2 separate regions of the Homo sapiens genome follow, and region 2 is linked to region 1. Evidence: read pairs that join two places in POLR2A ChIA-PET (ENCODE). Cell type or tissue: PC-3. All regions are shown on one strand.

The links. Peaks named below come from ENCODE experiments on the same cell type or tissue, not always from the same donor. Only the 100,000 strongest peaks of a DNase experiment are listed, where the experiment ranks them.
Region 2: POLR2A ChIA-PET joins it to region 1 with 5 read pairs; 2 of 35 experiments call an interaction of 5 or more read pairs at or near these places.

What each region holds. Positions count from the first base shown.
Region 1 is chr7:156,902,429-156,904,928 of GRCh38, reverse strand. LOC102723795 (a long non-coding RNA gene) reads right to left here. Exons shown (of 4, transcript XR_928253.3): 3 at 1,425-1,624. Among named protein-coding and RNA genes, the nearest start is that of LMBR1, 10 kb to the right of the region's middle. In PC-3, no CTCF peak of the experiment used is centred here; a DNase peak (open chromatin) is centred at 1,218; H3K4me3 peaks cover 709 bases; H3K27ac peaks cover 390 bases.
Region 2 is chr7:157,093,831-157,096,330 of GRCh38, reverse strand. No RefSeq gene overlaps it. Among named protein-coding and RNA genes, the nearest start is that of UBE3C, 44 kb to the left of the region's middle. In PC-3, no CTCF peak of the experiment used is centred here; no DNase peak of the experiment used is centred here.

The DNA.
Region 1 (2,500 bases):
CTCTACTAAAAATACAAAAAATCAGCTGGGCGTGGTGGCAGGTGCCTGTTATCCCAGCTACTCAAGAGGCTGAGGCAGGAGAATCGCTTGAACCTGGGAGGCGGATGTTGCAGTGAGCTGAGATCCCGCCATTGCACTCCAGCCTGGGCAACAAGAGTGAAACTCCATCTCAAAAAAATAAATAAATAAAATAAAAAAATAAAAATAAAAAGCTAAATAAATAAAAATAAAAATAAGAGCTAGTGTAAAAAAGTGTAAGTTCAGCATCCATTCTCTGTTTTTTTAGAGATAGGGTTTGGCTCTGTCGCCTAGGCTGGAGTGCAGTGACACAATCACAGCTCACTGTGGTATTGAACTGCTGGGCTCAAGTCAACCTCCAGCCTCAGTTTCCTGAATGGCTGGGACTACAGGCATGTGCCACCACATCCAGCTATTTTTTTTTTTTAATTTTTATGTTGTAGAGATGGGGTCTCATTATGTTGCCCAGGCTGGCCTGGAACTCCTAGCCTCAAGCGATCCTCCTGCCTTGGCCTTCCAAAGTGCTGGGATTACAGGCATGAGCTACCATGAGCCACTATGCCTAAGGCTGGGTGTGGTGGCTCATACCTGTAATCTCAGCACTTTGGGAGGCTGACGTGGGTGGATCACCTGAGGTCAGGAGTTCAAGACCAGCCTGACCAACATGGTGAAACCCTGTCTCTACTAAAACTACAAGAAAATTAGTCAGACGTAGGGGCAGGTGTCTGTAATCCCAGCTACTTGGGAGGCTGAGGCAGGAGAATCATTTGAACCCGGGTGGCAGAGGTTGCAGTGAGCCTGGCCTCAGCATCCGCTTTTTTTTTTTCAGACGGAATTTTGCTCTTGTTGCCCAGGCCAGAGCGCAATGGTGTGACCTCAGCTCACTGCAAACTCTGCCTCCCGGGTTCAAGCAATTCAGCATCCATTTTTAAAGCCCTTAATTCCCTTTCCTGGAGCAGCACTATCTAAATGTTGGCTTTGGGCCTCTCATTACCAAGCTCACACAAGGTCTCTGGAGACAGAGCCCCACGAGAACCTGCTCCATCTTCTTGGCTTGCAGACCTAGAATTAGGATGGGGGCTTTTCAGACAATGTAGTGCTCACAACAAAACCTATGTCTGCAGTGACCAAAAGAAAACATCCTCTTCTCTCTCTGACTCACCCCCTCTGGGCTCAGCACGTCTTGTTCTCCTCTTTGATCTCGTGCCATGTTGGCCCAGGTTGTTCCTCCGACTGTTGCTTTGCTTCCTGCCATTCTGTGCGCTCGAGTTACAAAGTTAGCCTACTCCAGAGTGGTATCTGAGCCACACCCAGATTAGACGTTTTCATGTCTGGACTACCAAAGGGGGACACAAACCTTTAAGGGGGGACACAAACCTTTAAATGATGTCCGTACAATCTCTTACCTTGGGGTTCAGTGCCGTCTTGCTTTCGTGAAGTCATTTGATACCTTATTGTGTCATCTGAACACAATTCTATCATCTGCTGTAAATGTTAAAGTAAGCCAACAGCACACAAGGTTGATAAGCTTCTGGTCACACAAGACTTTTTCATCTCTCTTTTCTCTCTTTTTCTCCTGCTAGCAGAGTCTTGATCATCTGTTTCTCTACATTTCAATGAGAGTTAGTTAGGGATGGGTGAAATTTGTACCATTAGTCCCAAGATGAAATCTTGTTAAAATCAGAGACTGGGCTGGGCGCGGTGGCTCATGCCTGTAATCCCAGCACTTTGGGAGGCCGGGGCGGGCGGATCACGAGGTCAAGAGATCGAGACCATCCTGGCTAACATGGTGAAACTCCGTCTCTACTAAAAATACAAAAAATTAGCCTGGCATGGTGGCAGGCACCTGTAGTCCCAGCTACGCAGGAGGCTGAGGCAGGAGAATGGCGTGAACCCGGAGGTGGAGGTTGCCGTGAGCTGAGATCACGCCACTGCACTCCAGCCTAGCGACAGAGCGAGACTCCGTCTCAAAAAAAAAAAAAAATAATCAGAGACTGACACGGAAGGTTGAAGTGGTGATAGATTGAAAAAGGCTGAAAGATTCAGGAGGGTGATATTATTTTTATGTGTGGACTTAAATTCCACATGATACCCTGTAATTCTCCTCAAGCTAATTCCAGTTTTGTGTCTACCAATTTCCTCTGATTAGTTCTTGTAAATCTTGATTCATGGATAGGACAGCCACAGAATTTCTTTGCAAAGTAAAGGTCCTGTCTTCCATTTTAAGTATCCTTTTAGTCTTTCATCCCCTGTGTAAAAGTTACAAGTTTGTCATGAATTCCTTAGAAATGTTGGGCCGGGCACGGTGGCTCACACCTGTTATCCCAGCACTTTGGGAGGCCGAGGCCAGCAGATCATGAGGTCAAGAGATCAAGACCATCCTGGCCAACATGGTGAAACCCCGTCTCTACTAAAAATACAAAAAAAAAAAAAATTAGCTGGGCATGCTGGCAGGTGCCTCTAGTCCAAGCTACTCAGGAGG
Region 2 (2,500 bases), 190 kb before region 1:
AACAGCAGGCTACGGGTGGTGCTTTCCTGCTCAGAACGAGCCTCATGTGGCAGCCCATAAACCAAGCCCCAGGTGACAGTTGCCCTGTGCAATCGCCATAGCAAACACTGCACCTGGCAGCACCCTGGCCCACAGCTGGTGAAACCTGGGGGACCCTCAGAGCAAAGTCGGGGTCTTAAGACAGGCTGAAATAATTTTCAAGATTAAATTTTCATTCTCTTAGACTTAAAAGAAAGTACCAGCATTGGATGATGTGGCTGAGGATATTGAGTACGTTGTAAAGGTAGATTCAAATGAAAATAATAAAAAGTCTAGAATGTCGAAAGCCAAACGGAGGACACCCACCCACAGTGCGATCGTTTGGATTAAGCGATCGGTTATTAACGTACTAGACAATCTCAGATTCACTTGTTTGTTGCTCCAGACAGTCTTAGGGTCATAATTGAATAAACCTGTGAAAAGACAAAGTTACAACAGATTTAGTTTGAAGATCTAAACTATTGCTTTATTTGCAATTCTAGGATCTGGCAACACTTCTTTCAATAAAATAGAATAGGCTGGGCATGGTGGCTCAAGCCTGTAATCCCAGCACTTTGGGAGGCCAAGGCGGGTGGATAACCTGAGGTCAGGAGTTCGAGACCAGCCTGGCCAACACGGCAAAACCTAGTCTCTACTAAAAATACAAACATTAGCTGGCGTGGTGGTGTGTGCCTGTAGTCCCAGCTACTTGGAAGGCTGAGGCAGGAGAATCGCTTGAACCCGGGAGGCGGAGGTTGCAGTGAACCGAGATCATGCCATTGCACTCCAGCCTGGGCGACAGAGCGAGACTCTGTGTCAAAAAAATTAATAAAATAAATAAGTGCTCAAATGAACCAAACAGAGGAAGTTGGTTTTAAAGACAGAAAAGGGCTGAAGAAAGCAGAAACAAAGAACAAAAAATCAGATTGGTCAGCTGGGTGTGGCGGTGTGCACCTGTGGTCTCAGCGACTCAGGAAGCTGAGGCAGGAGGATCACTTGAGCCCCAGAGTTCAAGGCTGCAGTGAGCCGTAATTGCACCACTGCACTCCAGCCTGGGCAGAAGAGCAAGACCCTGTCTCAAAAAAAGAAAAAAAGTGAATTGGTCATTTCAAAGTTACTTTCCTTGTATGGTGGGAACAGGGAAACAGAAAAATAGCCAGCTGGTGAGTTTCAGGTTTCTTCAGGCGACATTTGATTCATTATCAGGCCCACTGAAGCTGCCAGTTTGGGAAATTTGGTGTCATTCTCTCGTGATTTCTTAGAAGGCCAGATAGCAACTCAGTTTCTGTTGGGTGACTTGGAACTTTAGTGTGAGTGACTCCATGTTGGTTTTTAGTCAGGTATGTCATGATCTAGTGCAGGAGCTTAGTCTAGAGCAATGGCCTCTAATAATTTTTACTTAACAAACCACAAGGCCGGGTGCAGTGGCTCACGCCTATAATCCCAGCACGTTGGGAGGCCGAGGCAGGTGGATCACCTGAGGTCAGGAGTTCGAGACCAGCCTGGCCAACAAAATGAAACCCCGTCTCTACTAAAAATACAAAAATTAGCCGGGTGTGGTGGTGTGCACCTGTACTCCCAGCAACTCAGGAGGCTGAGACAGGAGAATCGCTTGAACCCAGGAGGCAGAGGTTGCAGTGAGCTGACATCGCACCATTGCACTCCAGCCTGGGCGATGGAGCAAGAGTCTGCCAAAAAAAACCACAAAAAACAACAACAACAACAACAAAAACCACAGAGGCCAGTCGGGGGCTTCTTCAGAATGCGCTGACACCAGATGGCCGTGGTTGTCATGAAGTGGCCGGACAAACCCAAGAGGCGGCCAACAGGGGAGTCTTGGAAGGTCCTCAAGTAATCGCTTGACAGGTTCTTCTTGCCCCAGTGCGCAGAGGAAACCAATTCACTGAGACATTGTTACTGCAGTAAAGAAAGAGTTTAATTAACACAAGGCCAGCCAAGTGGAAGCGCAGGAGTTTATCACTACTCTCATCAGCCTCCCTGAGAACTCAGAGGCTAGTACTCGCTGTGTCGCCCAGACTGCAGTGCAGTGGTACAATCTCAGCTCACTGCAACCTCCGCCTCCCAGGTTCAAGCAATTCTCCTGCCTCGGCCTCTTGCATAGCTGGGATTACAGGCGCGTACCACCACGCCCAGCTAATTTTTGTATTTTTAGTAGAAACGGGGTTTCACCATGTTGGTCAGGCTGGTCTCGAACTCATGACCTCGTGATCTACCCGCCTTGGCCTCCAAAAGTGCTGGGATTACAGGTGTGAGCCACTGTGCCTGGCCTGTTTTTAAATTTTTTTTTTTTTTGAGATAGGTTTTACTCTGTTGCCCAGGTTGAAGTACAATGGTACAACCATGGCTCACTGCAGACTTGACCTCCCAGGCTCAAGAAATCCTCCTGTCTCAGCCTCTTGAGTATAGCTGAGACTACAGGTGCATGCCACCACGCCCAGTTTTTTGGTTTTTTTTTTTTTTT